3 separate regions of the Mus musculus genome follow, and all the other regions are linked to region 1. The links are chromatin loops, found by intact Hi-C in ENCODE. Cell type or tissue: heart. All regions are shown on one strand. Each heading gives the region's core, and the rest is flanking DNA. Links, peaks and the distances in the headings are about the cores only.

Region 1 (10,992 bases), core at 1,016-9,015:
AGGTTTTGCAAGACACAGTTCCATAGTACTCACAAGACTGAAGCTTATGTACAAGGAAACCTGAGTCAAAAATCCATATTGAACTTTCCAGTTCCTTCATTCGACTTCAAAAAAAAAAAGATCATTTTTTAATTCTAGGTGATGATGTATCTTGAAATGCTGACACTTGATGACCCTTGAAATGCTGGACCCAGACCCAGGTCACGTGGTCAGAGCTCAATTATACTGTGAAACTCCTATAGTGCTCCACATTGGGTAACCAGCCTGACTTGCTGGGGAGACTGGTACTGGAACTGACATTCCTTTCAAATAAGCAATTGAAAATTAAATACTAAAAAGAACTGGGAAATAGCTACTGACAGTGAGCTAAAACATGCACAAGGAGAGCAAAATTACAAAAGAAAAAAAGGGGAAAAATTGAATTAAGATTCAAAATCAATCCCAGTCACAAATAAACTCTTTAAAGCAGAGAGCCTGTGAGCATGTGTTGTGTGGGTTTCGTTTCTAACGTGTGTGTGTGCGTGCACGCACATATAGAGTGCTTCAAATGGGGCTGTTCCTTTCTCTATGTTAGCACTGCATAGAGGAGGGTGGGGCATCACTCACTTTTTACAGCCCAAAACTATTTCAAAGCTCTTCCCCCACCACCCAGCCTGAAGTCCTTGGCCACACCCATGAAAGACTGCAGCAGGTGGGTGTTGCTACAGTAAGTGCTTATGCTGGGTTTCCCACACCATCTTCCTCCTAAACAGAGGCATGTGCTGCTGAGAGGTGATGGGTTGGCCTCTGGAAATGTAGTCTGCATATCAACAGGTTAATATTCCACAATTGCTCCCATTCAGCTGCGGAGGAATCTCCTCTGCTGGCATGCCGTATTGATTCCCCTCCACAGGGTTTCAATCTGATCCACAATCCTCCATTTGTTCTCATCCTGCAGACAGTGGACAATCAGCTGAAGGATGGATGTCAGGCTTTTTCTGTCCCATCGAATCTAGGTAGACAATACTCTTCTTCTGTAGATCAACCACCAGTCTCCACTAAGCATGCAGGTGATTGGGTACCAGAATAAGCTCCTTTGCAAAGAGATTAACTGCCTGGGTCCATCTTTTGGCTGACTGGAAGCCCTCACACTTTAATTTTGTATAAAAGAAGACATTAAATGTATGCAGTGCAGGGTGACTTTGACTTTAATTTCTTTCCATGAGAAGACTCATGTAAAAATTGATTACTTTATCAGTGAGTGCATACCATGTGTGTTCTTTTGTGATTGGGTTACTTTACTCGGGATGGTATCCTCCAGATCCATCCATTTGCCTAAGTATTTCATAAATTCATTGTTTTTAAGAGTTGAGAAGTACTCCATTGTGTAATGTACCACATTTTCTGTGTCCATGGAAGGAGTTACAAAGTATGGAGCAGAGACTGAAGGAGTGATTATTCAGAGACTGCCCCACTTGGGGATCCTTCCCATTATACAATCACCAAACCCAGACACTTTTGTGGATGCCAACAAGTGCTTGCTGACAGAAGCCTGTTATAGCTGTCTCCTGAGAGGCTCTACCAGTGCCTGACAAATACAAAAGTGGATGCTCACAGTCATCCATTGGACTGAGCACAGGGTCCCCAATGCAGGAGCTAGAGAAAGGACCCAAGGAGCTGAAGGGGTTTGCACCCCCTTAGGAGAAACAACAATATAAACTAACCAGTACTCCCAGAGCTCTCAGGGACTAAACCATCAACCAAAGAAAACACATGGTGGGACTCATGGCTCCAGGTGCATATGTAGCAGAGGATGGCCTTGTTGGTCATCAGTGGGAGGAGAGGCCCTTGGTCCTGTGAAGGCTCTATGCCCCAGTGTAGGGGAATGCCATGGCCAGGAAATAGGAGTGGGTGGGTTGGTGAACAGGGGGAGAGGGGAAAGGGTAGGGGATTTTCAGAGGAAAACCAGGAAAGGGGATATTTGAAATGTAAGTAAAAAATATCTAATAAAAAAATAAAAAAGACCCCCCTATTTCCCCCCCCCCCCAAAAATTGATGACTTTGCCACTGAACCACTGGTTGTCCTTTTAGTGTCTGCCTGTCTCCTTGAGTGATTTGTAGTTTGAAGGCAGAAGTTAAGAACTCATCTTGTGACCCTGGGCCTAGCTCAATTCTGATTTCCTTTACCATGCCTGTGACACCAGGGCTGTGGTCTAGTCCTCTGCCCTCCTCTTGATCTGCAAGAGCCTTTTCCTTGACCTCGGGTATTCAGATGTTGTTGATGCTACCATTGTTGACAGTGTGTACTCAGATTTGGACCTGAGCTCCTCCAGAAAGTCAGGCTGGGGGTGGTGTCCCTCCCCCCTTTAGTTAGTTAGTTTGTTTGGTTTTTGAGGTTCATTCCCCATCTCATGGGTTTCATAATGTTTCTCCTCTGAGCACCTCTTTTCACTTTTGGCCGGCAAGTGTTTTGCTCTTATGACAACACAGGCAGTTTGTTTTGGCTGGGGCTGAGTTGCTTCATTCAATTCATCTGCCGTTCCATGCAGCCTCCTTTCATGTTCTTTGTGGTGTCCTCAGGGCTAGTGAGAGTGCTGTGAGGGCCAGAGTGCACAGGATCACCAGGCTGAAAGTGTTCTCACAACCTTCAGTACTTTTGGTTGTGGTGTTTCTGAGCACCTTCCTCTATGTGACAGTAGGGTGCTTGTGAACCTCTCCACCATGCACAACACTTCACCTCAGTTACAGCCTCGTCCTGAGGGCCTTTGGCACTCTTACTGTTCTACCTGTAATCAACCTTCATCCTGGGATTTCCATATCTGACTCTTGTCAGGCTTTTCAGGCGTAGGCTCTATTTCACCCTGCAACCTGTTATTTCCTCTTTGACCTTTAGCTGGATACTCACAGCCCATGGTGTGTCATGCTGCTGGTGAAATGACCAGGTAGATGGTCTATTTGGATTACATTCAATTAGGTACCTGCTATCTGCTGTGGTATAGTCTTTAGATGTCTGAATCAAAGAACATGACAGCAGGACTCTCGTTGGATGCTCCTGGGTTGTTGTCCTCTCGATGGGTGAAGGATCACCTAATCCACATGGAGGTGTTTTATACACACTGGATATGTTGATCCAACCTCAGGCACTGGTGGAGAAGAGCTCAGATTTCCTTTTTCCCAATGGAGGTCACCTTTGACATTGCGGTCAGGCAGAATATGAAGGTAGATGGACATGACAGCTTCAAGGAGTACTTTGCTCTTAGTAAATGGCTCAATCTAATCATGTGTGCAAGGAGACAGTTCACCAGTCTACCTATATAAAAACTCCATGGAGTTCAGCCACTGTCATTTATGTTGGGGCTAAAGTGAGATTCCAGGACACAGTGAACTTCTGTAGACCCTGAAATTGTGGAAATATCACTGGTCTTCATAGCCAGTTGCCCCAAGACAGCAGACTTTGGCAGTGCATGCAGGGCACTGGAAGCAAGACTGTTGCATGCCTTGGCTGTTGCCCTGACTATGAAGTTCTAGGTTCCATTGCTGGTTGTGATGCAGTTTGAGAGAAGAATCATGATAACATCTTATGCTTAGTGGAGACCCTGACCACCATCATCTAGTTTAAGGGGCTTAAAGGTCCTTTCCATCTCCTAAGTTCCTGTTGGTTTGTGGTTCTAGAGGTTGAAGCAAACCCAAAGTCAACAAGGAGGGAAGAAATATTCGGAGAAACAGTAGACTCATTACATTTCTTTCTTTTCCCTGAAACAAAGTCTAGGAGAGAGATTTGAATCCTTGGCAGGATTTGTACACATGTACCTTCCCCTCTGACGAACAGAGGATTATACTTAATGATGCATTTTTTTTCTTTCTTTTTTTTAAAAGAGAGTCTTGTGATCTTAAAAAATTGCTGATTGTTGCAAAATATTTCATTGCCTCAACTATTCCTACACAGACATGGATCACAAGATTAAACAGGCTAACTCCTAAGTACTGCTATTGTATGAAATGAAAATTTAAAAAGAAAGAAAGAAAGAAAGAAAGAAAGAAAGAAAGAAAGAAGGAAAGAAAAGCTTTAAATAGAACCCTCCCCTTAAACATTTTAAAATCTTATTCGTTTAAATCACTACTTCACCTGTGAATTTCTCACAGTCCAGCAGGTGGCAGAAAACATCAGGGAAAATATTGTTTACAAACTTCCTGGATTGTTGGTGATAATATTGCTGAACTTAGAATGGAAATTTTTGTAAATATCTTAGAACACACACACACACACACACACACACACACACACACACACACACACACCCTTTCCTCTGTAGCATTTGAAAAGGGAAACTGTATAATTTATAACCTGAAAATTGATTGACAGAATAGAAGCTGGGGCTACAGTTTTGTTTCTTTTTTTTTTTAATTTAATTTTTGTACTTTTTGGTAAAGTTCTTGAAGAGCCTCAGATAAAGACAGAGAAGAGTTTGCCTGAGGTTGTCAGTGCCCGCTATTCTCCTGATATCTTTTGACTGTGGATCCTTTGCCTAGTTCTGTAACTTAATTCTCTAATCTTGGTTAGTAGTCCAAGCTGAAGCTTCTGCTTTCTCCTTTGCTCCCGGAGAGAGGTGGAGAGAGCTGCATCGTGTGTGGGCCCTGTGCCTGTGACACCGCCCTTCCTGGTGATGTTGATGTAAATAATGCAGCTTCACGATGAACTTCTTTCCCCAAAGCTGGGACAGAGCCATTCCAACACGGCAGCTTTGCCCTGATAATTGGTGTTCTATATGTGCCTGCTTTATGCCCCCTAGGAAGGGGAGGGATGGAGTAGAAACCATATCACGACACTTGACTGTGTCAATATATGAGAAATAGGCTGAATATGTAGCCCAGTGTAGGAGTGTTTGCCTAACATATGCAATGGCTAGATTCAACTCCTAGATGAACTAGTCACCTAGCTTTATGAATGGGCTGGGGTTCAGTGCTGTCCTTAAAGTATGAATAGGACAAATGTTGATCAAGAACAGTGTGGTGGAAATACAGCCATGAATATACAGGTCAGTGTGACTGACAGCATGCTTTATTTTGTTAACATTTCCGAAGCATACTCAAGGACATAGAGTGGGGCAGCTTTTATACATTGACCACCACCAGGAAATACCTCTCCTAGTCCTCCTTTCTCTATTTTTTTCTTTTTTGAAATAAAAGACATTAATAATGTCTTTATTCTTTGAGAATTTCATTCAAAATATTTTTGATGTATTGGTTCTTTCCCCCCAGTGTCTCTCAGATCATCCCTCCACCTTACCCACTCCAATTTCTTTCTCTCTCTTAAAGAGTCCCATTTCTGTTGGCTGACTACTAATCCTGGGGCCAGTCCAGGAGTGTGGTTGATATACCCAGTATTACTCTATATCAGTTACTGTTCTGTTGCTGTAATAAAGAAATGTGAACAAGGAATCTTGTAGTAGAGTGTATGTGGGGTTGCAGTTCCTGAGGGTTAGAATCCATAATGGGAGGCAATGGCAGCAGACAGCAGGTATGGGGACAGAAGCAGGAAGCTGAGATCTCACACACTCAGCCGCAAGCACAAAGCTGAGACAGCAAACCGGGTGAGTTTTTAAATTCTCAAAATCTTCTAGTGACATACACCTTTCAACAATGTCACACCTACTAACCCTTCCTCCCAAACAGCAGCTGGCAATAAAGTGTTCAGATGCCTGTCTTAGGAGAATATTTCTTAGTCACTGCATCACAAACTCCATTGAGGATAACTGATTTTTCTATCTTCAAGAAATGATCAATTGTGAATAGCTTTTTGGCTAGGAATGGGATTTCATGCCCACTCCCCCTACTCTGTGCTTGGATTCTTGTCTAACTTGAGGTTGCATAGGTCTTCCATAGTAGGTCTTTCCTTTGCTGCCACAGTCCCTGTGAGTTCATATGTACATATACCCTGTTGTATCAGGAGAACCGTTCTCTCGAAGTTGTCTACATCTGTCTCTCATAATCTCTTGCTCTTCTACAGTTATCCCTGAGTTATGGAAAGAGGAGCATGATATAGATATGCCAGTTAGGAATGAACACGACAAAGTCTTTCATTTTCTGCGTATTGACCAGTTGTGGGTCCGTGTGTCAATTACTATCTACTGCAAGAAGAATATTTTCTGATGAGGGTTGAGTGATGCGCTTGTCTATGGGTATAGCAGTATGCAAATAAGAGTTATTTTATTTCTATGTTCCTCTAGCAGAATGTTTTTCTTCTGGGGCCCTTTATTATTGAGCTTCAAGTTGACCTTATTATACTGTCATATATAGCATATGCATATGTATATGTATATAATAAAAGCTGTTGGATATTCCATAACATTTGTGTCACTATTGTACCAGTAGACACATCTTGCTGGCTAGTTGTTATAGTAAATTACAGGGCTTGTAGATGGGTGGGCTTAATAATTACTTTTCTAGTAGCATGTAGGGCATCATTCAACACTATTACTGCTAGCCAGTAGGAGTGACTCTTCCAATTGAATGCCAGATATATTTCTTCATCTTCTCTGATGTAACTATGGGATATGTTCAGCAATAGGGTTTTACTATCAAGTTTTAGATGATAAGTAGCAGGTATTGTCAATAGTGTATGATGCTTGTGAGGTCTATTAGACTCCATTGGTAAACAACTCAAAGAAATGTAAGCCATCTATGAACTGGGTATTTTATCTGATAGCCTATGATATCTAGTTTGAAGAATTTCCCACACATTATATGTTAACTCTACTTAAATACCCTTTATATGTATACATTTTAGGAAGTGTCTACTGTAGTACGTTTCCATAGAGATCTTCCAAACAGCCTTTAGTTACTCTTCCTCATATTCCCTTCTCTACTCTGTCCTCCCACTCAACTCTCAGAGGATCTAGGTTCAATTCCCACCACCCACATGGTGTTTCACAGCCAGCTGTAACTCCAGGTCCAGGTTATCTGATGCCCTTTTATGGACTTTACAAACACGAGGCATACACATGGTGTATAAAAATATTGCCAGGCAAAAATCCCATACACATTCATTAAATTTTTTAAAACTAGTTAATTTAATGACTTGAAGATTTTATCCATAAATATTTACACCATTTCCACCCCTCCCCCCAACTCCTTGACTATTCTCCAACTCCTTCTCAAACTCATAACCTCTCCTTTAATTATTATTGTCACATACACACATTAGTTTGTGTGTGTGCACATGCAGAAAGCCTAATAAGTTTATTAGCTATGGCTCACGTGATAATGGGTGACCACTTGGGATTAAATAACCATCAGGGGAGCTGATCCCTGAATAAAACATGTTCCCCCTCTTTCAGCAACTATCAGTTGCCTGTAGCTCTTCATCTATGGGTGGGGCCTTGTGAAATTTTCCCCGTCTATGTTCGTGTGTTCATTGGTATGGTCATTATACAGATCTTCTTATGCAACAATGTTGTTGAGGTTTCCTGGGTGGAGCTTTCCTGTTAGGCCTAGACGATGAGATCTTATTGTTGACATTCTTGCCGTCTAGTGCTTATAACCTTCCTGTCCCTTCTCTGTGATGTTCCCTGAGTTTTACATTGAGGGTTGTGCTGTAGATGTAGATGGATTGAAGTCTAGTCTCTTAAGTTATTTGTTCTCTGTATTTTGACCAGTTATAGATCTCTATAGTAGCTTCTGTCTGCTTCAAAAAAAATAAAGCTTCTTTGGTGATGGGTAAGAGCTACATGTATCTATTGGTATGAGGATAAGGATTTAGAACACAGTTAGAAACTATGTTAACTTAGAAAAAAATGGCAGTACTAGGTTGTCCTATAGGGCCTATGACCTCTTTATCCATGGGTAGTTGGCTAGGCTTACAGTAGCAGGCATAGATTACCACAACCTGAATAGGTCTTAAGAGCAATTAGACAGCTGTTGGTTATCTCTAACATATGTTTCCCTATATCATCATTGGGGATATCTTATCAGGGTAGCTATTGTCATGTTTCTCAAGATTTACAAGGAGGCAGGACTGCCACGCTCTCCAGTCGAGTCAGCTTGACAGATGAAAGTCTGGAAGCTTTCTCATGAGGAAAAGAGTTCCATGAAAAGCTCCCTCCTGGAGTCTGGCGAAAAGCCATGTTCTCCAGTTAGGCCAGTTGACAAGCGGAAGTTTGGAAGCTGGCCGTGAGGAAAAGAGTTTAAATGAAACTCCCTCCTGGAGTTTGGCCATCCTCCTAACCCATAAAATTAATTTTCCACTCCCGCGTTAGTCTAGTGTATGAATCCACGTGCCCTCTATTAAGCATTACCCTATTATAAGCACCTTTTGAGATTATATTCTGACATAGCTAAAGCCTTTCCCAGTGTTCCAAAATTCCAGATTACAGCAAGGAGTTTAACCTATTCAGTAACTAATTAAGCACTACAATAAATCAAAGCCATTATCTCAGTTGTCTGCAGAAAGAGCCTGGGAATCTCACTGAGATAGAAATCTTTACTACAGGCTACATTCCATGCCAAGAGCAAGTTGATATACTATCCTGATAAATAGGGAATTCTCCAGACAAGGTAAAATTTTACAAGACCTAGGAATTTAGAGCTCCGTGACACCACATTATTCTTGAGGCCTGTCAAGAGTTAAAACCCCCTGGTGCTTTTAACACTAAAGTGTGAAACTCTTGCCTGGCACTAGGCTGATCCTAGGCAGGGATGCTAATCTCTATTGTAAACATTTATCTAAATTTCTGCAAATTCCTTTAGCAGTAATCTTGCTTGTATCTGGTAACTTTCAGTGTACCTTGTCTTATTTGTGATTTGTAACTCCTGATAATTCGCTGTAATATAATAGTCTAATACTCGACCAGAGATTACATTCAGATTCAACACCTCTCTTGTGTGCATCTGTTTGTCAATTCCTACGCTTTGCCCATCTGCTCGAGAGAACCTGTTCCACGCAGACACAGGGGCCCAGAGGGTCTGCGGCACAGGACTACTGATTGCTTTTTTCCTTTGACAACTTACACAACACCTTCCAATTCTGTGAGAGGTAGGGAGGGCTTCTGGGTTAGTTCCAGACAAAAGCTTTCAACTTCTTTGTCTGAAGTGTGAGGTGTATTTAGCAACAGATTTTTACCTTCAACTTCTAGGAGGCAATGGTAATAATCTATACTGTTTTGGCAGCCTCTTTTTCCTGTTACTACAACAGGAATAACTATGTCAGGCTGTGTTCTTCATGAAGAAAAGAGGTGCTGAACTTACAGTTCCCAAGGTTCAAAAGCATGTGGAAGTTATCTGGTGATATCTTTGGAATTCCTCATAGCATACAGTGTTTTAATGGTGGAGGCATGTTCAGAAAAAATTAAATAATAGAATAGAAAGTAAAATACATGAGAACTGTTAGAATTAAAGTAGCAAGATCTTGTAAGACTTGTATTACTCTCTTCCAAGGATGGTATCCCTAGTGACCCAATTATTTCACATTGATTCCACCTCTCAATAAAACCATCCTGGGTTTGAGCCTCCAGCAATGAACATCTGGGGAACATATTCAAGCCAGGTGCAAAGCACAGCAGGTATGATGTGACAAAAGGCAAGCACATGTATCTGACTATCATGTATAACCAGTGCATATCCCTTTTTATAATTATCCTTAAATATCTATTTAGCCCATGGACTCTTCATGCATGAGAAATAATTTATACAACAGATGCTTTTAAGTAAATTGAAGTTATATTTCTGTCAGTGCATATGCTAGAGCCTCAATTTAACTCATTTATATATTTTATAATTTATATTTTATCATATAAATATAATTTATATGACTGACAATAATTTTACCTTTATACATCTTATTTTGCTCATAAGTTCTTGGTATTTGCCAGAAACTTTTCAGCTTTTAAATGAAATATATGCACATAAAGAATATTTATCCCATGTCTTGATGGATTCTTCCAACTATGCACCCGTGTATAATTAGCATTTGGGTCAAGGAATAGTATATGAGGTGGGACAAGATGTCTCTCAGTAGAGATACCAGCGTTCACCTCTTTCCCTAAGGGATAAAGAAATGGGCATCTAGCTGCATGGTAAGATGAGTGGCCAGGCCAAGAACAGAGAGATGGAGGCTGGTGAAATGTGAAGGGGATACACTAGCATAGAAAGAGAAACAGGGTGTCATAGTGGCATCATGGTCTTTCCTGTAGGGTGTGTTGATTAAAGAGTAGGAGTCTCAGACAACTTGCAAATTACACACACACATATATATATAAACAAAAAGGAGAGATAATGTTTGTATGGCAGGATGGAACACAGAGAAGGAATTCTCTCCCTCTCAGGGGACTTGAAGCATGATGTACTCAGGAATCACAACTCATTCATTCATTCATTCATTCATTCATTCATTTATTCTTTTTTTAAAATTAAAAATTCACATTTATGTTTGTTTATTTAGTGTGTGTGTGTGTGTTGCACAAACATGAATGTGTGGGTACTTATGCATGCTTACATGGAGGCCAGGATATCAAGCATCTTTCCCTATCACTCTCCATGCTATTCCTTGAGGCAGCATATCTTAATGAATTGGTAGCCCACTGTGTTTTCATTTCTCAGTGTTGGGATGGGTCACAAGCATGCATAGCCACACCCAGATTTTATGTGGGTGCTAGAATTTAAAACTCCAGTCCTCTTGCACACAGAGGCCTTGCACACAATTATGCCCTAGCATATTGATTATCACCCAGCCCCACTAGTGGGCATCCTGAGAAACAACCATTGTTTAAGTAAATACAGCTCTAGGTATCAGAAATCCCCACATATTCAAGTCTTGATACTTGAGGGCCATTGCATCGCTTTATGTCGATGGATGACTGCCTTGCAAAACAGCTTTAGCATGCAGGGATGACTCAGATTTACTTGCTGAGAATTTGATAGTATGGAGGAACCCAAGTGACATAAAGGGATGGAGAAGGCAATCTCCTCTAGAATCCCTAGATTCCGAATGGGGCAGTCTAGACCAGACACATGGCAAAT
Region 2 (10,992 bases), core at 1,216-9,215, 200 kb after region 1:
ATCTTGGGCATCCAAACACTCATCCTCACTTTGTGTGGGGCATGTTTTTCCCAAAGAGATATGTTTCCATCACTGTTTCAATATGCTTTAAATTTTCCGCTTAGCTTCAAGACATATTAGTGGCTCAAGACCATGTTTATTTCCAAGAGTCTATCAGTAGTCTAAAATTGTTCCTGGTGTTCATGTCTGGTTTCAAACCATTGTGATCAGAAAAGATGCTGACTCTAATTCTAGTCTTCTTGTGTTAGCTGGGTATTGTATTGCATCCTCATATAGGATCTACTCAGGAGAATGTTCTGTGAGTGCTTGAAAACTATTATTGTTGGGTATAATATTACATGCAAAGCTATTAAATAGATTCTTCCTAAGATACTGATGAAGACCCATTTCCTTAGCAATTTTCTATCTGAATGAGCCATCACTGACTGTGCTATTGTATTGAAGCCCCTTTGTGATATTATTACACCTGACCTCTCTGGTGCTTCAGATATTCTAACATGGAGATGTTCTGGTCTAGGATGCTAAGAAAAAGTTTTCTAGAACAACTCCACATTTCAACTCCCCCTACTGTACACTTTTATGTCTTCGAGATTAGAACATATATCACTTTGTAATGACAAAATTTGGCTATAGCTATCATTTGATTTAGTTATAGCTATAGCTATTATTTGATTTAGGTATGTTTCACAATACCATTGTTTTGTCCCCATACTGAGAATAAGCTTGCTGTACACATCATCATGGCCATTCTGAGTATTGTTCACTGTTCTGTATCATTGACTTTTGTGTCTTCATTTGTCTCATGTTATCTATCTCTATCTTAATGTTTAATGAGGAAAGTAAGACATGGCTAGAGTGGTGAGTTTCATAAGATTTGATTTGTCTGAGAAAGCTGTTATTCTCTCACTTATGAAGGACAGCTTTCTCCAACATTGTACTCCTGAGACAAAAGTAACTAGTGCTCCATGTTTGCATGTATTTATCCTTAGAAATTCTCTCTTTCAGACAAATATCTTGGAAGTGCCTCACATTTTTCAGAATAGGTGGGGATAAAACACTAAGAATGCTTAAAACATGTCTGAATGGAGGACACCCAGCAAGCTGTGGATCATGAAATGAATGAACACTGTGGGTTATCAATGAACAACCCAGTGTGCTTACTAAATGTAGTGCATTCATAAATCCTTTTCCTCACATGAACATCACTGTCTTCTTCCACTAACTGCACAGTGCTAAGCACATCAAGAAGCTTGTGTTGAAGTGTTTCTCTTTTTGCACTGATACTCAGAGGTCTCTTGCATTACAAAGACCTTGATGCCATTCAAGTTTGTGTCTGGCAATATGAATGGTATGTGAATCTGTGTCTTCTCAGATGCCGGAGCCCCCACATACATGTATGAGTTTCAATATAGTCCAAGCTTCTCGTCAGAAATGAAACCAGATACGGTGGTAGGAGACCATGGAGATGAAATCTACTCTGTCTTTGGGGCCCCAATTTTAAGAGGTAATGGTGCTTTGCTGCCTGTGAGCTTGCGATTTGGAGCTTTGCGTTCCAAGGCTTCTGTGGCCTTGAGCATATCTCTCCTCCTCTCTTGATTTTCAATTCTCAACTCAGTGCAACAGGGATGAGCTCAACTCTCAAATTCCCAGGCTTTCTCCCACTACAGCATAGATAAGGAAAGGTGCATACTTCTTAGCAGCCAGCAGTACTCTGTGTCTTAGTTAGGGTTTTACTGCTGTGAACAGACACCATGACCAAGGCAAGTCTTATAAAACAAAACATTTAATTGGGGCTAGCTTACAGGTTCAGAGGTTCAGTCCATTATCATCAAGGTGGGAGCATGGCAGCATCCAGGCTGTCATGGCACAGGCAGGGCTGAGAGTTCTATGTCTTCATCCAAAGGCTGCTAGTGGAAGACTGACTTCCAGGAAACTAGGGTGAGGATCTTATACCCACACCCACAGTAACACACCTACTCCAACCAGGTCACACCTCCAGATGGTACCACTCCCTGGTCCAAAAATATACAAACCATCACACTCTGTATCAAGATTCTGATCAATAATGCACCAAGAGAAATGGCGTACGCGAGTATCCCGTTTGAAGACAAGGATGCCACTGATGCTTCATTCCTCATTCATAATGACATTTCAGAATGTGAGTGAGGATGAGATCATGCTGTTCTTACTCAGCATGACATATCAGAATATGAGTAATGGACAGGTCAGATGTCATGTGCATCAATCTGCCTATAGGCACACCTATCTGTATGTGATAGTTTAACTCTATAGTAATTAATATAATATGTAAAGAAATCCTTTCAGAGTGTCTTTAATACTTCAACTTCCAGTAGTTGCTATAATTCATGACTGTGAGCCACCTTATGGCTTTTTATGATATGCTCTGTAGCTCCCAAGATTATATCTTAGGGCCATTGTACATCTAATTGTGGGCTTATGGGGAATACCATAAGAAAAGATGCAATACCCAGAAATCCCATACACCCTGTGATCCAGAGAATTCTTCATCTGCGGCAATTTCATTTCAAGTAGCCTAGAATTGAACGTGGATGATCACAGCAGAATATACTATATGCCTGCTGTATAGTAGATAAGTTATTCTCAGACAGAAAGTATACACCCGCTAAGCATTGCCCTCTGTAATAAGGCTTTTGATTCTACAGCTTTGATGTAAAAGCCCAAACTTGACTCTTTTAATAATCTCTTGAGTGATACTGCTCTCATTAGCTCATGAACCATGAACTGAATAAAAAAAAAAGATTATTCTTACTCCTCACAGGTGGTACCTCAGAAGAGGAGATCAACCTCAGCAAGATGATGATGAAATTCTGGGCCAACTTTGCTAGGAATGGGTGAGTCTAGTGATGCAGATGGAGCCAAGTTGATGGGTGAGATGAGACAATAGAGTACCCGTAAAGAAGACGTAGCTTTTGAAATTTAACTGATTGGCTCCAACCCTGTGACCTAGGGCTCTGACAATGGTGTTCCTTTATTTATTTTTTTCCCTTTTCCTTTTTGTGGTGCACAGGTCTTTAGGAGAGACAAACCCTATGAATATCACAGGAATGTAGGGGACACAAAACAGCCTTAAGGAATTCTATTTGATTCTGTTCCCAGGAATCCCAATGGACAAGGGCTGCCCCATTGGCCAGAGTATGACCAAAAGGAAGGTTATCTGCAGATTGGAGCCACCACCCAACAAGCCCAGAAGCTGAAAGAAAAAGAAGTGGCTTTCTGGACTGAACTTCTGGCTAAGAAGCAACTGCCGACAGAACACACTGAGCTGTGAATGGGAGACTCTGTCAGCCTCACCCTCAGGGGAGCCCAAATGAGACTACTTTACATGGAAGATGATTGTGGCCAAGGCTTTGGGGAGACTGCAGAATTGTGTGGTGGGAGTGGACAGAGGCCAGAGAGAGAATATTTGCACATGTGGACTCAATTTGAAAAAATAAATTTTGTTCCATAAGTCAAATCAATATTGTAGATTGGAAATGAATCTAAGCTTCTCAGAGAGAGGCAATGTCATATGAAGATGGTTCCGCAGAAAATCCATTTGTGGTATGATTATCCAGAAGTCTAAAGGAAGACAAGTACGGGGGAAAGAAGTAGGGATTTTGGCATCAATACATCAATGCATGAAGAAATTTAAAGGGTTTGGTGAGCTGTTACGAAGAAGTGGAGGCTAATAGGAGAGTAATAAGGTCCCTGGAACCACAGATGCAAGGAGGAGTCACACACATAGTCATTTCTTCGTGTATATCTATCATAAGTTTATGAGAAAAATCCTGAGTAGGTATGAAGCAGAAAAAAAGGCATAAGGCCATGCTCAGAGTTTCTTATCCTAACGAATGAAATCTGTAAGGAAAAGCACAAGGCTATTTTATTTTATTTTATTTTATTTTATTTTATTTTATTTTATTTTATATTATTTATTTATTTATTGCCTCTGAAGGCTTGGTGAAGACTTACTGAGGCTGAGTGGGGAAATTAAGCGTGTATCTTGGGGATAATGGTAGGAAACTGTCCTGGGTAGTGTTACTAGCTGTCTTTTGATGTTCAGGAAGGGCAAGGTCACAGAGAAATCTATAGAACCATGGAATTCTCTTAGAAATTCTGGGAACTGGACTGGATACCACATTTAAATTAGCAGCTCCTGGACACCAAGTCTCAGAAATCTTACTCAAGAAAATAAAATCATGGGAAAGACCCCTGTGAAGGGTGTGTGCACTGAGCAGGGTATGAGCCCTTTGGAATAAGCATAAACAAAGCACCGGCTAACATTAGCATAGTCTGGAGGAGGTGGTGGACTGTGGTAGCTAAGGAGAGCACAAAAAATCCTATACTCTGTACATCCTATACTACTTGCATACTACACCACAAATACTCAAGCTCTTTAAAACATACACACAAACACACATGCACATCCCCCCCCCCACACACACACACACATGCACACACATACACCACATAAAAGAACCAGAATTGGGGTTTCATCAGACTAGCAAAACCCAACCACACTCCTGTTGATTCACAGATACCATTTATTCAGTTTTTCTTTCCTTTCCTTTCCTTTCCTTTCCTTTCCTTTCCTTTCCTTTCCTTTCCTTTCCTTTCCTTTTCTCTCCTCTCCTCTCCTCTCCTCTCCTCTCCTCTCCTCTCCTCTCCTCTCCTCTCCTCTCCTCTCCTCTCCTCTCCTCTCCTCTCCTTTCCTTTTCTTCCCTTTTCTTTCCTTCTTTCTTTCTTTCTTTCTTTCTTTCTTTCCTTCTTTCTTTCTTTCTTTCTTTCTTTCTTTCTCTCTCTCTCTCTTTCTTCCTTCCTTCCTTCCTTCCTTCCTTTCTTTCTTTCTTTCTTTCTTTCTTTCTTTCTTTCTTTCTTTCTTTCTTTGGTAGGCATTGTATCAAATATTAAATGCAAAAATGACAGACTTGGAAAAGAAAAATTCCACTAACAAGAGACAACATGATCAGCCCATGTTGACTGAGTGTTGGACACAAGTGTTGGATCAAGCAGACTGGAAATTTCAAATAAGTGTATAGGAAAAGCACACGCCCTGCAAGTGGGGTGTCTTCAGCAGAGACAAAGACACAATTAGAAAGAATTAGAGTCTGAAACTGCTACTCTGGGAGAACTGCTTCCACCATTTTCATATCTCATGAGCTCACGGCAAAACTCTGCCTGGGAGTCAGCCTCGAGAGTTTGTTTCCTCCAGACGAAAAGAAAAACAAGCAAAGCAAAGCAAAAGAAAACACAAACTCACAACAACCTACTGAGAGTAACGTGCAGCACGAATCCAGCCAATAAACCCAGAGTAATGTGCAGCAGGAATCCAGCCAGTAAACCCAGAGCGAGGCAGTGTGATTGAGCTGGAGACTTGCCAGTACACCCAGTGGCCAGTGGCCAGGAAGGATACAGTTTTAGTCTACCTCTCCCCCATCACACTCTGTGTCTGTTGTGCCAGCACCACATATCACAACTCCACTCCTCCTAGCGGGCAAAACAAACCTGTGCATACCACCCTGATGTATACCACCACCAGTTCAGCCCAGGTATGGCTGTAAAGATAACAGTGATGCTGCCTGTGCCAGCTTATTCTAGTGATCAAGGTCTCTGAGGGGTTTCAAATGACTCCAGTCACAAAGTACCCTGCTGCTCATGGTGAGAAACTCAACTACAATTTGTGAGATTCTGTGCTCTCCTTCCACTGTGTGAATTTAAGTACATTCATTGATGAAATAGAGGGAAGAGGGAGAAGGTTGAAAAATTCCTTAAATGAAATGAAAATGGAGATACAACATACAGAACCCAGATAAAACAGAAGTACTTCGGGAGGAAATTCTATATCATGAGTAACTACAGTCTCATGTCTTTAAGAAGATATAATTATGCATCAAATGGACTTGAACCCTTCCAGAGCTGTAGAATGTCTATTATTTTATCAGCTCACTACTATTTTACGTCAACTATTTTTTTCCAAAATGGATCTGTCAAAGAGATTTGATCTTAAAGAAATTAAAGATTTCTAAAATCAAACAAATAACTTAGTAATGCATCCTGAGAACTTAAAAATAAATGATTAGATGAAAGAACCAAAATACACACCAGAGGAATGAAAAGAGGTACCCAAACATGAAAGTATGAAGAGGCTACACTGCTGGAATAGGCTAGGGTCAGCAATTGCATAGATGCACTGACCCACCTGCTGTTGTACACTCCCATGAAAAGGGAGGCCATGCGCTTTGGCAATGTTTGAAGAATCAGTGTGTACGTGTATGCATGGATGGTTAGAAGCAAGGATTGTTGCCAGCGGAGTTTGTTTCCTACATGAACATTATGTCCAAAGGTTCTTTCTCTGGTAAACTTCCTTGAACCTAAGTATGCACCGTGCCCAGCCAGGTCACTTGGCAGGAATACTACAAACTTAATTTAGGAATCCTCTAAAGGTTGGTAGAGTGTGAGTTCCCTTCCTAACTCGAGAGTATGGATTCTAAGACATGCAGGTCCAGGAAGGCTGTGAAATGTGTCCGTCCTCACATCCCAGCTGAGCAGAGCTTTGTAGAAGGACCCCAGAACAACACTTCCCACTACCTGCAGGCACCTGGCTGCTGCTGTCTGCTCTTGAGAGGTCAGGGTGCACTGAATTGAGGTGAGAGTGCTGCAGGGAGAGGTGCTTATGTAAGAAGCTGTTGGATGGGTTTCTGGCCACTTGTAATCTGAGTACTGGGCACTGACTGTTCAGATAAAAGTGGGTAAACTCCTAGTGGGCGTGGCTTGGAGGGCCCAACTGACACCCAGAGAGCTCTTTGGAAGGAAGAGTTTTTTTTTTTTTTTTTTTTTTTTTTTTTTTTAAGCTTAGATTACATAACTGAGCTGGTTGAGCAAGACTTAAGGAGGCGGGTCCCCTGGTCCACAACAGAAGCATTGCTAAAGCAGCAGATAGCTCAGAGACCCACAGAGCCCTTGTCCTTCCACAATGGGCCTCTACCCTCTGATATGGCTTTCTCTTGCTGCGTGCACAGCTTGGGGTAAGTTCTTCTGGGTTACAAATGTCTGTGTGTACATTTTCAGTCTTTGTTCTGGGCACAATGGGCAATGCTGTGGACAAAATAGTCCAGTCCCTTGGTGAGTTTTGCTTTCTGCACTTGAAGGGGTGCATCAAAGTCCGAAGAACTTGACTCCCACAGAGACAGAGAGGAGGATGGACACTGGGATACCCAGCTATAGGAGGCACAGGAGAGCTGAAGAAGGATCAGGCTGCTTCCCTGTGATTCTTTGTCAAGTTGCAAGCAGGTCAGAGAGAGAGAGGCTGAGCAGAACATGGAAAGCATAAACTCAGGAGCCAGCCTTATATCTGGCTCCTAATCAATAACTCCAACTTGATATCCTAAAGTTTGCAAAGCCTGGGTGATACAGTGACTAGGGAACCCCCACCTTTAAAGCAGAGATGACAGGAGTGCCTTTTTCACTGAGGACAAAAAGAGCGGTTGCTTCTGCTCTGGGTCCAGAGGGTAAGTTAGGTTAAAAGGTAGGCAAAAGGTTTGGCTGAAAACGTAATGGATTAATAAAAATTACAACGTGCTTAAATCAGACAATTGAGATGATGGTGTTACACTGAAGCTCCCACAAGGCAGGGACAGGTCACAGGGATGGTGTAAAAGAGGAAACAATGAGGTTAGTCAGGAGGCCAGGGCAGCGGAGAGACCGGGCAAGCAAGAGCCATTGTTGTAGTTTCACCTGAAAAGAAGAGAGGAGTGAGGTGGCATGGGGTGGAGGGGGCGGTTACATGGAGTTCTTTGGGAGGTTTGGGGGATATAGGACTTTGTTTGGGTTTTTTGATGACTAGATCTTAGAGATCAGGACAGGTGGGTGGCCCAGGCAGGAGACTTAGATAAGGTGGGGGATGGGACCCACATTAGTTACACCCTGGGGATTCCAGTTCCCCCAGCCTGTAATGTCACCCTGTTTTCACCTTTTTACAGTCAATGCTTGGTGCTTTGAAATCTTGCCTGCTCTCCTGGCAAGGCCTCTTTGAGAAATTATGTAAAGAGAATGAATGTGCCTGGGCACAGAGCAAATGTTCCGTATTGCACTCTGATATTACACAATTTTAAATACATAACTACATAATATTTGTGCCATTGCTGTATATCCACTTGACGCAGGAATATGACCCCAGATAATCTGTTTCTACCCACTTCACGGTGGACCATCACCGAGCTGACAAAGCCTACCCCAGGCGTTTCTCCTCAGGCTTCACCCTCCTTCACCTCTTAGAAGTGCTGAACACATATCAGCATCTTATCCCATTCTCCATGGTCTTTCAGAATATCGTAAAGTAGATTTTGTATGTACATGTCTACCAGAAAGTTCATCGTTCTTTGTAATAACTAGTAACAACAACTTGAATATTCACAGTATGCATCTGGCTGTTGATAGCATGTGACATAGAGGCTGGATTCCAATGAGGAGTTTTCAGTTCTAGTGACCACTTCCCACTAAATTTGGAAATTTCCTGTCTTTTCTGGCCACAAGCTTTGAGGAAGAATGACATCTTGTCTAAATTCAAAGGCCCTACCCAATGAGGGATGTTCTCACAAACTGAGGCCCCTGAGGTCAGACAAAGAGGACACCAGGGGAGCCATGACCAAGTGTCTATAAGTCCACCAACCATGTAAAGAAGGACCAAGTTGGTTTGTGCAGGTCCCACAATGGATAGAAGAAGAGTGAGGATACTGCAAAGACTGTCTGTTCTACAAGAATAGAGGCAGTAGGGTAAATGTTTTTGATGCCCAGTCTCTCTTACCTGGAAGACCATGCTCAGAACCCCCAAGAAGGTTTTAGAAGTGTGTTGTCTGCTTTACCACAGAGCTATTTCTGCTGCTTATTTGTTTGCTAAGTAAAATCCAGCCCCTTACTCAGTCCTCCAGGGTCTTCCCTGGTGTGTTCTTTCTCTTCCAGGATTACCTTTCTCTGTCCTGGACTCCTCCTGGTGACAGTCATAGGGCACCCACCCTTCCCAGCTTGGCTGTGTGCTGTCTGTGAGCCACAGCACCCTTTCTCATTCCTGCAATGTCATACCCACCTCTCTCATCCCCTTAGCCTCTCCCCACACTGTAAGTCACAACCCTTGTGTGACCAATCAGGAGACATCACTTTCTCTTCCAACTGCTGTATCCCCTTCCTGGCTCTACCCCAGGACAAAAATCTTATGCATCTCAATATTAAGTCGAGTGTATCTGTTGCCATGCCTGCAAGGTGAGCCCTCCTGAGGACAGGGAGGGCTCTTGTCCATCTTCTCACCCAGCTCAGCAACAGGATCCTAGTGGATGAACATTTCCAGTGGAAACCAAAACTCATCTTCATACTTGGTACCTCTCTTTCTGTAGTGACTTAGGCTGGATGCTTTTAAGACACCAATACACGTTAGTCTTTAATCAGTCCTCTGAGATGAGAACAATTGTCTTCACTCTAATTTTATGTAAGAAGCAAATGAGACCTGGAAGGGTTTGGGTGACTTTAGCAATGCCATCAGTCCTGAAGTGACAAACCCACCAAGAATCCAGGTCTATCTTTTCCTTACTGATGTGTTCCTATTTTCTCCTGTCCAACAGGGTACCCATCCTCACCACCTGTGGTGAACACTGTTAAAGGCAAAGTCCTGGGGAAGTATGTCAATTTGGAAGGATTCACACAGCCTGTGGCTGTTTTCCTGGGAGTCCCCTTTGCCAAGCCCCCTCTTGGCTCCTTGAGATTTGCTCCACCACAGCCTGCAGAGCCCTGGAGCTTCGTGAAGAACACCACCTCCTACCCGCCTATGTAAGCCCCTGGGGTAGGCCTGTTTCAATATAAAGGGGATGAAGATAATTTATTCTTCTGTCTTGAACCTTGATGTTGCTTGAAAGTGGGTGAGTGGAACTACATGAGTGACAAGAACAGTTGAGGGTGACTTTAAGTTCTCATGCCTAGGTCTATCCAGCCTCCTAGTCACCACTGAACAATCCTTTCCCCCTGCCCCACTCAATCTTTGAGCCAATAGAAAAGCCCATCAAGTCCAGATAGCCTAAAGAATGTCAGTGCAGTCAGTGTTTCTTCTCTTGGCAAGGTACTTGTGAGGATTGAAGAATTCCACTCCTGGTGGTGTCCTTACTACTGCATGCTTTTCTCCTAAAAATATCATTTGCTATTTTTTCCATTCTGACTGCAAATGTAAGGTATAAATACTGAAAACAGAAATGGCAGAGCAATACATAGAAGCAAATGTAACAAAGTTAACAATCAGGTACAATCCAATTCCTCAGAATCACTGTGAGCATTTGAGGTCATATTTCCAGTCTTATGTCTGTGTATGTCCTCCCTTTATACAGACATTATGAGTATGGAAAATATGGGTGACTATTTGCACATTTATAACACCGATATTATTCTACATATCAATGTAACAGCCAATATATAGCAGTTACATTAACTGGATATGAAATTAGACTGTATGCATCCAATCTTTTATTTGGGCTAAGTTCTTTCTATGTTATTGACAGTAAGACAAAGGTGATAAATTTGTAACACATAATCACAGGAATTTGGGGAGAAATGTAAGAAGTGACATTTCTGAGTCAAGGAGTAGAAATTTGATCTAAACTGCACACCCTTCTCCCAGGGAAACATGAAAGCCCCCGTTCAGAGGAATTCTCCCCATGCTTTGCCTTACTCAAAGCTTGTGTGTATCAGATAAGCAGCATGAGCAGATAAGAACTTAAGAATGCAACACTGGTCTTTATTTGAGAGTTCTAAACAATAGTGAAGTTGAAATCTTCACCTCCCATTGGTCATTCAGTTCCTAGTTCTGTGAATTATGCCCCTTTCTCCCATTGGGTAGGAAAATTGCCTAAGCTAGAGACATAAAGGTCACCTTTTCTATTCCACTTCTGCCACTCGACCTCTGAGGAGGCTTGGCAAATGAGCACCTCCACTCTC
Region 3 (10,992 bases), core at 1,973-9,972, 180 kb after region 1:
CTTTAGGATAAGTCCCAAGAAATATAATTATTGAACCAAAGACTATGAACCTATTCTTAAAGTTTCTCCAGAGCATCTCCATTAAGAAACTCTGCCTAAACCTTAGGCTTACTGAAATACTTTTATTCTGCCTATGGGAAAACAAATAATATGCAATGATCATAGCGATTGTATTGAAATCTTTGTGAGCTTAACAGAGTCCTCTTTTGACATTTGAGTTATTGCTTTTATGACTATTACAACCTTTCCCTCCATAATGTAAGGAAAGTTCCTAGAATGAAATGTAGAACCATTTTTATTGATTCATTTCTGTACCTGGCATTCATTTCTGTGTCACCCTGACATCTGAAGATCTCAGCTGCTGCTTCTAAATGATGCTTCTACAAGCCAATAATGCTTGGCTTCTGAGTCCACCAAGATCTGGGAACACGGCTTGTAATGTGCTGAGGAGATAAGCACTGCCCAGCATGGGTCTTTGAGGTGGTGAGATGTTTACCTGGTTCTCTGACCACGCTGTGCTTTGTCTTCTCATCTATGAAATGCAGATGTAGGTGGAGCCTACCCTGGAGCTCACCTAAGGCATTAATGTGTGAGCATATAATGTAAATCAGTCTTCCACATTGGAAGACCTCAGTAACATTACTAACTCTAATCCAGAATGGCCTTTGAAATCTTTTATGAGAGCAACAATGGTTACTTCAAATAATTGATGGCAGAATCTTAGCAGGCCAGTGTCGCAAAGCTCTTGGACATTAGCAGCCTCCTTACTGAGACCTGGCAGACTGGAACCCAGCTCAGGAAAGTCCTTCAGGGTCACCCAGCTTATCAGTGCATGAAGCTGAACCGGAAAGCAAGTCTTTTTGAGATGCTGTTGTCTCAACAGGTTTGCCAGTTGAGAGCATTTCTGTGACTGATGGCAGTCACCCAAGACTAGTCCATGTTCACCTCGTAGAGAACCTCAGTCAACTTTTCAGCCCACGGTACAAAGCTCAGCAGAGCACAGGACCCTGTCTAGCCAGTGCAAGGAGTGTCCTCTCCAAGGGCAAGCCAAGCATATGAGCACCTATGTTCTCTTTGGCCAGGGCAGATCTAAGACTCTGGGAAGGGAGGTATAGTAAGTTGTTCACTTGTTGTAGGACAGAGAGACTGCAGCCCCAGGGTGCCATTCCCATGGCTCCTGGGGTATCTCCATTCCAGTGTCCCCATGGGATGATAATAACTTACAGAATTACAACTCTCAGAGCAAGGTTGATACCAGGTAATGTTTCCAATTTGGGTCTGATGAAACCTTGGGTGTTCTCTCTCCTCTCACAGGTGCTTCCAAGACCCAGTGACAGGGCAAATAGTCAATGACCTCCTAACTAACAGAAAGGAGAAAATTCCTCTCCAGTTTTCTGAAGACTGTCTCTACCTGAATATTTACACTCCAGCTGACTTGACAAAGAGTGACAGATTGCCAGTAAGTTGTTGATCTGTTCTAACCTTCTGAGTTTTAGCATCTGGCTCTCCCGTACAACTGGGAGAGCTTAAAATAGCTAGAGGCAGGGGCACCACAGGAATGAATTGATTCAGAGGCCCAGAGCTTCCGTCAATCATAGGAAACATTTTTCCCTTGATATTTTTCCTAGGAACACCAAGCAATGGTACTTGCCTTCTAGGTACACTGAAATCTGGGAATGTTGTTTGTGATGTCACACGTCGTTGCATGAGTCTCCAAAGCAGTACAGCATTGAGTCGCTTCTCTAACCCTCTGTGACTTTGTTTCCTCGTGTACTAAACTGGTGCTTGGGGACGATGGCCTTATAGCTAGAATATAATCTTCTCTGGTTTTCTCACACAAATAGAAGGAAAAACTGATTACCTATAGTTGTTTGCCAGTCATCTGGTGGCAGTTCCTTTGCCCTAGGAATTGTGAGTCAGTAAGAAGAAGAACTGCTTCTGAGAGCATCCGTGGCAGTAACTGACAGCTAGGGGCAGATATCCTGCTGTGTTGCAGATGTTGAGATTGCTTCTGGAACTGGAGCTATTAGCTCTATGATGACACACGTTATAGTTCTTTGTCAGTTATAGAAGTCAGAGGCCTCCTTCCCCCAGTGAGTAGCGTCTAAGCCTCACTCTATTCTCTGGGCAGGGACTAGCACTGTAGCTTCCAATTTAGTTAGTTGTTGGGAATCCCCAGCACTACAGCCCAGCAAGCGTTACAGATTTCAGACCTGTGTATCGGGATTACCCAGCCCCTGATAGCTATTGCTACTGTTCCATCCAGGAACAAGAGAACTCTCTGAAACTTATAGCAGACAAGACCTGTTGCTTCTCTTCTTTGGCTTTTGTGGTCTTATTCCTCTCCAAACCTTAGCTGTCCACACTCTGTAGTCTTTATTTCTCTGCTTCCTCTTGCATCTGTCCTTGCTATTCTCTGGGATATTTTATCCGCCTCTCTCTGCTATAGCTACTATAGTGGCTGCTGTTTCTAGGGTGGTAGCTATCACTGCATTTTGCTACTACTGATGCATCTATTGATGTTGCTAATGTCACACCCCCTGCTGGCTCTGTTACTGCTGTGCTTCTGATGCTGCTGTAAACTTTGCACACAGCTGCACTGTCCCCAAATGTCATGATGTCTGCTTCTGGCACTGTAGTAGCTGCAGGGTGTTCCTAGGGCTCTGATGCTGTCCTTTCTTCTGTCACTGATTCCTCTCCTTTCTTCTCATCACCACTTTAGCTAACTGGACTAATGAAGGATATCAAGATAAAGAAGAGGGACAACAGTGTAGCTTGGTGGTAGAGTAGCTGCCTGGATGCTCAGGGCCTTGAGTGTGATCCCCTGCATCACAAAAAAAAAAAGACTAGTTAAGTAACATCCACTCTAGAGAAGCCGTTGAGCCAGAAGCATTTGAGTAAGTTTGTTAGCCTGGGCTACATAGCAAGTACTGGGCCAGCTATCATTATTCTGTCTTAAAAATCAGACCCTTATCTGAGAGAGAAAGAGAGAGAGAGACAGAGAGAAACAGGGAGAGACAGAGAGAGGCAGAGAGAGACAGACAGAGAGAAAGAGAGGGGGGAGAAAGGGTGGAAGAAAGGAAGAAGAGGAGGACAAAGCTCAGGGTGGGACTCACTAGGTCACTTGTTCCTTCATCTTGTTGCACTCAGCGTCACCATCTGCACAGTCAGTCTTTGAGTCTGAGAATGATGAACTTGAGCCACTGACAATAAAGCCCTCACATGAGGAGGGTGGAGTGCTGGGGTGAGCATAACATCACTGGCCTCAGATGTTTCTATGATGATGTTTTCAGTTTAAGGAGGCCTGTAAAGACAGGGCTCGCGAGTCTTTGAAGAAAGGCAAGAAATGATGGGGAAGATGACATTCTAGGCCAAAGCATGGTAGAAAAAGACTGCCTGTTGTAGCCTTGTTTGGTACTAGTATGGCTTCCGTGATGTCAAAGTTGAGTCAGCTTAGATTTAGGCACTCAAACTAGACAACTTCTAGGGCCCTCCAGGGGAGCTTTCTGATGATCTGTGTTGCTGCATCTTTTTCCAGGTGATGGTGTGGATCCATGGAGGTGGACTAGTGTTAGGTGGGGCATCAACCTATGATGGACTGGTCCTGTCTACGCATGAAAATGTCGTGGTGGTGGTCATCCAATACCGTTTGGGCATCTGGGGATTCTTCAGGTAGAGTTTGAACTCTTCTATAACTAGCCCTCCAATATTAGTCTTTTTTCTTATTATATATCAGAATACCAGATCAATACTTGTGACATGTATAAGACAAATATTATTGAGTTAAAAATTTTAGAGGCTTGTCATCCAAGATACATTTTTTTCCTTCTGTTGGAGGTCTGGTGTGGGCCCTCATATTGAGATCAATATGGTAGAGGGACAGAAACGGAATCTTCAGGATGCAGAAGAGATCACCCACGAGACAGAAAGCTGGAAAGAGATGGCTGAGGAAGCCTTGCTATTTTTATACCTGGCTCACTAGGGAACTAACCCTGGTGCCATGAGATCACCAAGGGCAGTGTACCCAGTGACTTAATGGCCTTTCACTGGACCTCACATTTTACAGGCTCTAGTACTCCATCATTTTTTTGTATGAACACATCCAAATATAACTGCCAGAACAAAGATGCCAGGACTCAGTTCTAGTGATGCCAAGCATTTTAGAGACCTCTGTCCGGCTTATTCAGAAGGCATCCTGCTCCTCCACTAATGGACCTCACCTATCCATTAATTCTCCACCTATTACACTTGCTTCTCAGCTGATTTATGTGTTGTTCCCTGTGTGATTCCAGGCATAGATAACAGCTACTTCTGAACCACCTTTTGCAGAGTGGGCACATTGCTGTAGGGGATGCGTTGAGTTATGGCATGCTTATGCTATTCTGAGCAGGGGGGAAGAAACCAAACCTTCCTCCTTTCCCTGCATCCCACTGTGCTGACGCTGGCCATGCTGACTCCTGCTTGCTTGGCATAAAAGCCTGGAGGACATTTTGGACTCCACTTTTTCTTAAACTCAACATCTAACCAATAAACCAGTCCTTTTGGCTCCACCTTCAAAAAACTGACTTCATCTACTTATCATTTATTCCTGTCTTCCACTCTGATTAAAGTCTTACGGTTTAGGACTGGAGTATTGTTATAACCAGTGGGTTTTTCATTGTTGTTGTTTTGTTTTGTTTTTGTTTTTGTTTTGTAAACCTGTTACTTTTAAGGCATGAATTTTCTACAGAGTAGCCAGAATGCTATGACAAACAGGAGTTAAATCATATCTTGCTCCTGCAGATCATTTCCATACATGTGTAGAATCTCTTGCCAAGGCTCTCAGCACCTGCCCTGGCTGTGTCTGCTGCTAGCTACACCCAGACGTTCGTTTCCACGACCCCAAGGTCCTTTGTAGCTAATGCTTCTTATAACAAGCAGTAATATTTTATGATACCCATAAGCCTGCATGATCATTTTACTCAGGTCTCTATTAGCTAGCACTGCTCCCAAGAGGCCTTTCTTGGTCCTGCAGTCTGAAGTATCATTCACAGTTGCCCCCTCCCATCCCTACATCTTTCGTAAGTTAGATTTATTTTTATTTTCAAAGAACTTTCATTACTTGATACTCAAACCTCTTCCCACCTGTTCATGTTCACTATGCTCTGTAGTATGAGCTGAATACACTCAGAAGTTGGGGGTTTTGACTGTCTTGTTTCCAGATGAGCACTAACTAGCTCCTAGGCAACACTGCTCCTGGAAGATTGAGTGTAGAGTCCCAGATAGCATATTGCTAGAGAGATGAGAGGCTGATGAAGACATGTATTAGGCCTGCAGAGCACAACTTATTTCACTAAGAGCTCCCAGCTTACTTCTAGCTCATGACATATCTATTTTTACCCTGGTTTCTTTCAGCACAGGGGATGAACACAGCAGGGGGAACTGGGGTCACTTGGACCAGGTGGCTGCACTACACTGGGTCCAGGACAACATTGCTAAATTTGGAGGTGACCCAGGCTCTGTGACCATCTTTGGAGAGTCAGCAGGAGGTGAAAGTGTCTCTGTTCTTGTAAGTATTCCTGGCACCAGGCCTTACTAAGTATGATATCTGCTGATAGGATCCCTTGGAGACCAGATAGCCCAGCCACGGGGAACTTTGTTTTCAATGCCTAGATTCATGTTTGTATGTTTATTGCTCAGCATTAGACAACGGAAAACTAAGAACCAAACACTCCTCTGCTTCTAAGAGGCACTTTTATGCCCTACCATAAAAACGCACCTGCTATATATTATTTTTCTTCTCATGAGACTGAGTTCTCTTTCTCTTTGCACAGCACATTAACATACAATTCACTTTGTTCGGGGGGGGGGGGAGAAGGTTGAAAGTAAACTACAGATCGTAAAAGGGAAGGGCATGAAGTAGTTCGGGCACCACTATTTGGCTCCAAGCTAGACATATACATTGAGGGAACTAGAGCACTTGGAGCAGTCAGGGGGTCATCTTAAGTAGTCTTGTGGCTTCGAAAACCCAATAAAAAGGGTAGCAGTGTCTGGGACTGAGGGTCCAGGTGGGAATGGAGAGACGGTCGTGAGGAGGGGTGGACAGATGCTTCCCCAGGGAGACAGGGAGACAGGGGTCTCAGACACATTCTGATTATATGAGGAGTCAACTTGGTGTGGAGACAAGGAGTGGGAGATGCTGTGGGGATCTATGGAAACTTCTAGGAGTCCTCAGTGACCTGCCCACTCCCTGAGAACTGATCAGAGTACAAACCCATCACCATAATTTTCAAACATGTGGCTGAATATTTGAGGAAAAATGGTCTCGTTTTCCTCAGAGATAAGGGAAAGTGCAGATGAATTCAAAGAGGACATTTGGATGTGTATTACTGCAGTATTTCCACAACCTTTATCCATCCCTGCATGTATCGACCACCTCTCTCCTGTAAACCTGCCTTCCATCCTCTCTCCTTTCCATTGTATATGAGTGTTCCTGTGGCTCTTTCACTTATTTATGTTGCATAACTTTTTTAAATCAGTTTTTGAATGTTAGTTTAATTCTGCCATGATTTCCCCTTACATAACTAATATATAGAGTTATAGCGTCTACCTTCAATTCTGACCCTAAAGAAAATCTAAAAACTAGCTTTAGCTTGTACATTCTCTATTTGCATACTTCTACACATGGGCTATTTTGGAAACTTTATCACATAGGACTATTTTGTTCATTAACTGAAATATTTTGGTTCAAGGAAGAGAGTCCAAGTTCTTTTTCATGCTATCGCCTTGATGAGATAACTAAATATTATAAGTAATCTCCTAATTTATACAAAAAGCATTGCAATTCATTTTCTTTATTAGTTCTTGAATTACAATGTTTTTCACATAATATATTGATTTCATGCTTACAATCAATAACTTTAAATTCCTCCATATATTATGTACAATGTGATGATAAATTGGAATGGGTTGAAGGACAAATCTAATTGATTTTAACATATTTACATGCATATTGATAATGGAATATGCTTAAGATGAGACTTACATACTTGTTATTGATCCTACTTTTATTTCATTGAGATCTCATTAGAAACAAGGAATAATTTTGATTTCTTAGTACTTTTTAATGTTTTATCTGTGGACTGTGACATGATATTTTTGGAGAAGTTTCCATTTGCAGTTAAGAAGCCTTTGTATTCTCTACATCTTGGGTGGAATATTTTGAGTAAATCTGTTAAATCCAGTTGATCCACGGCATATTTTAGCTCTGAGATTTCTTTGCTTATTTTTAGTTTGGAAGACCTTTCTTAATACGAGGGTTGCATAATTAAGTCCTCCAATATGTTTGCTTCATATCTTAGGTGGCCTTTCATGTCCCTTAGTGATTGTTTTATAAAATTAAGAGCCTCTAAATGTTTGCTTATAATTGTGGTGCCTTCTAGATAAATTCATCCTTTATTAATATGTAGTGTTCCCTATCTCTTATAATTAGCTTTAGTTTGAAATATACTTTATCGACTACAAGGGTATCTATGCCTGCTTGTTTCCAGTTTCCCTTTGTGTGGTGATCTGCTTTCTCTGCTTCAGAATTCAGTGTGTGAACACCCGTCTGTTAAAATGGACTTGTCTTTCAGTTTTTTCTTCTTCTGACTCTTTGGCTGTTTTCTGTGAATGTTTCCAGGGGGATGTCCAAATGAAGTTCAGCCACAGGGTCAGGTAAAATTTGGTGCTGGCTGCCACGTGGGGCTACTGAGGCAATCCCACATTGGCCAGGAGCCAGCAGAACCAGAGAACCAGGGGGGGGGGGGGCTTCACAGGGTCATCAAGGTGATCAAACAGAGTCCAAACGCTGGTCCCACAGAATCCTGTGAGTGAGTCACTGAGTATAAAGTCACCTTCTCTACCTGTCTCTGCCAGGTGTTGTCTCCCTTGGCCAAGAATCTCTTCCAGAGGGCTATTTCTGAAAGTGGTGTGGCCCTCACTGCAGGCCTGGTCAAGAAGAACACCAGGCCTTTGGCTGAGGTAAATTCTACCCAGTGCTGTTCCTGTGTCCTTTTGTCTTCTCTCCTCACAAATCTCTTTTGCTATGGGGTACAGTTGACATTTTCAATGGCTAGAGCTTGTTTTGGGCTCACAACTAGGCCAAGTTCTGCAAGTTCTGAAGTAATTTTTTTTTTTGAATCATGTTCCTAGACATCCAACAACTCAGTACAAGTTTCGATATGGCAGCAAGCATTTCCCTGAGTACATCATATAGGTAATTTTTCCTCATAGGAAAGATATAATTCATATTTGGGTGGCAAAAGACACCTGGCCAGAGTGTGGAGGCAGTAGCTCTACACAAGAGAGTAGAATTCTTGGTTCTTTTTCCTTACCACACTGGCTTCTCTTAACACATCCACACTAACAATATTATGTTCACTTAACAAATTAGTTTTCATTTTTAAAACAGGGTCTGACTATGTAACCCTGGCTGCCCTAGGACTCACTCTATAGACCAGGCTGTCCTAGAATTCTCCAAAATCTGCCTGCTGCTACTTCACAAGTGTTGGACTTAAAAGAATGTGCCACAACACCTGATTCCACTTAACAGATTATAAAGCAGCACAGGCTTTAAATATTGAAATAGTCTGTATCAAGTCCCAACACTGACAGAGGCATCACTCTGAGGAGCCCAGAACCCACACCTGCTGGTACTGAGAATTTGGGGCAATCACGTATCGTCAGTAGAAACTGGGTATTGGATAGAACCCTAGGCTGTATTGACAGAGGTATAAGTACTACTCTTAACCTTTGCTTGTGGCCTGTGATCTGTTGAAGAAAATTGCTGTCATATCTGGTTGTAAAAACACCACTTCCGCTGCCATGGTTCACTGCCTTCGCCAGAAGACAGAGGAAGAGCTCTTGGGGACCACACTAAAATTGGTAGGTGAAATTGGTTGGCCTCTCCCAGTGCTCCCCAACCTTGTACTTTACCCCAGACTTCTTCACTTCATCTCTTCTGCAGTTTTGGAGAAACTACTTCGGGATATTCTCTTGCCTCTTGGCAATAGTGGCAGGCTTCTGTATTATTGTGATTGTTTTTCTTTCTCTCTCTTTTATAATGGAAAACTATCAGTGTTTTTTCATTATAAAGTATCATTTGGCTGATTTAGAAGCTATCTAAATTATAACAGTTATACCTTCTTTTCCATGTTTCAGGAAACTAGTTCTTATATAGATTCAATGATAATTACCTGCCTAACCATTCATTATCTTCCATATATCCATCCCTCCATTGAATTCACTGAAACCAGTCCACCAGTCTAGTATAGATATCGGTTGAGTCCAATATGGCTTTGGGTCTTGGATTCTAGTAGACCAGGCTCAAAAAATACTGAAGTCTATGTTTTTCAGAGTTAAAGATCTGCTGTCTTCTTTTTCTCTTTGAGATCTGCTGTCTTCTTTTTCTCTTTGGATTTCTGAGATGGCCTCACTATGCATCGTTGGTTGTTCTCTGAAAATTTTCTGTTTCACCATCTTCAGTGATGGTATTACAGGTATTCTCCTTAATAAATGTTTCACAACTATTTGAGTATCCAGAATGGAAAAATATGTCTTCCAACCACAGGTGTACCTATCACCTACAGGATTACTTTGTATCTTTGGGAAATTCCAGAGAACCTAAGATCACATGACATTTTTCTAAGAGTTTCAAAGGTGCTTCTATGACTATTCATTGAGAGACAAGAAAGGGGGGTAGGAGAGGGAGAGAAAGAGAGTCAGAGAGAGACTGAGTGAAAGGTCTACCTTGGTTGGTAGACCCATAATGCAGTTGCTTTCCATACATGGGTCAGATCCATTAGAATATGTCACATTGTAATCACACTGAACGTGACGAATGTAAAACACAGGAAAGCATGCAATAGGAAGAATTTCAGTGAGCATGGGCATTGGAGTTTTTGAACACAAGACTAGAACATTCACTTCAGGGATGTGTTGTGACTGAGCCTTCCAGTAACTAACACCCATGACATTCAGGAACAGAGAGGAGTCAGGATGTAGCTAGAGCCAGATGCTAAGATCGTACTTAGCATTTGCCACTCTCTATCCCTCTGTTGGCCATTATTTCTGGCTGCCTTCTCTATGCGGGAGGTTTGTTTTCTGGAAGGCTGAAGATAGCATCACTCAAGATCTATATGGCATCTCTTTAGAAGCCAACTTTCTCCAAATGTTATTGGTGTATTTGGTATAAACGGTACACTATCTTGTAGGTATCTTTGAACTGTTCTTTATATTTGGGGGCATGACCCCATGGCAACAGGAGTCACCTAAACTTATGACATCAGAAGGAAGAATGTTAGGGCTAGGCAAGCATTATCTCCTGACACTTCAGTCCTTCTCAGCCCATCTTACAATCTCCCTGCAAGTCCCCATATACTCCACATACAATCACATTGTTTTCACTGTATCTGCAGAGGAACGATGGGGTGTTATGAAGAACGCATAGGTGGAAAGATGAAGAGGACAGGTACCCATAGTAGGTTCCTTTCTAGATCTCCAATGCGCGCGCGCGCGCGCGCGCACACACACACACACACACACACACACACACACACACAGTGCACATAGACAGAGAGCACTGTAGGAATCAGGAAGGAGAGACTGGTCATACCCTAAACCCAACTCAGAGAATCAGCTTGGCACCAGGATGGCTTCCTAACACAACCTCTGTCTTATCTTCACAGAATCTTTTTAAGCTGGATTTGCATGGAGACTCCAGACAGGTAAGGATTATCGCTTTCAGGATTAGACCCCTCTTAAGTTTTAACAGTGCTTTCACTCCAAATAATAAGACTTCTGTTTGTGGGATTCTGGTTATTACTGTGTGTGCATTCCAGAGGCCAAGACAGGCGAAATAACTCATTCTCTTGTCAGTTAGCGTAGACAGAAAGACCATAGACTAGAATTGAACTTATTCCCAACTCTCTGCGGAGGGCTGTGATCAACAACTCTGTACCCTGGGGCTATTTG

The links. Hi-C counts contacts between places; a loop is a spot of excess contacts. Peaks named below come from ENCODE experiments on the same cell type or tissue, not always from the same donor. Only the 100,000 strongest peaks of a DNase experiment are listed, where the experiment ranks them.
Region 2: it touches region 1 in a loop (4-fold over the local background); 12 of 42 quality-filtered maps call a loop at or near these places.
Region 3: a loop joins it to region 1, with 6 times the contacts of the local background. A loop is called at or near these places in 13 of 42 quality-filtered maps.

The regions. Positions count from the first base shown.
Region 1 is chr8:93,391,395-93,402,386 of GRCm38, reverse strand. No RefSeq gene overlaps it. Among named protein-coding and RNA genes, the nearest start is that of Ces1h, 17 kb to the right of the region's middle. In heart, for the core only: a CTCF peak has its summit at 4,113 (motif pointing right); no DNase peak of the experiment used is centred there.
Region 2 is chr8:93,193,722-93,204,713 of GRCm38, reverse strand. Ces1d (carboxylesterase 1D) reads left to right here and starts at 6,910. Exons shown (of 14, transcript NM_053200.2): 1 at 6,910-7,046; 2 at 9,633-9,837. The coding sequence starts at 6,995. It overlaps Ces1e (carboxylesterase 1E), which reads left to right. Exons shown (of 14, transcript NM_133660.3): 12 at 1,373-1,504; 13 at 2,801-2,873; 14 at 3,139-3,496. The coding sequence ends at 3,310. In heart, for the core only: a CTCF peak has its summit at 5,527; DNase peaks (open chromatin) are centred at 5,443 and 6,753.
Region 3 is chr8:93,212,055-93,223,046 of GRCm38, reverse strand. Ces1e (carboxylesterase 1E) reads left to right here. Exons shown (of 14, transcript NM_133660.3): 3 at 1,315-1,459; 4 at 3,539-3,672; 5 at 5,395-5,548; 6 at 7,897-8,001; 7 at 8,800-8,904; 8 at 10,707-10,745. Among named protein-coding and RNA genes, the nearest start is that of Ces1e, 12 kb to the left of the region's middle. In heart, for the core only: a CTCF peak has its summit at 5,006; a DNase peak (open chromatin) is centred at 5,466; H3K27ac peaks cover 1,918 bases.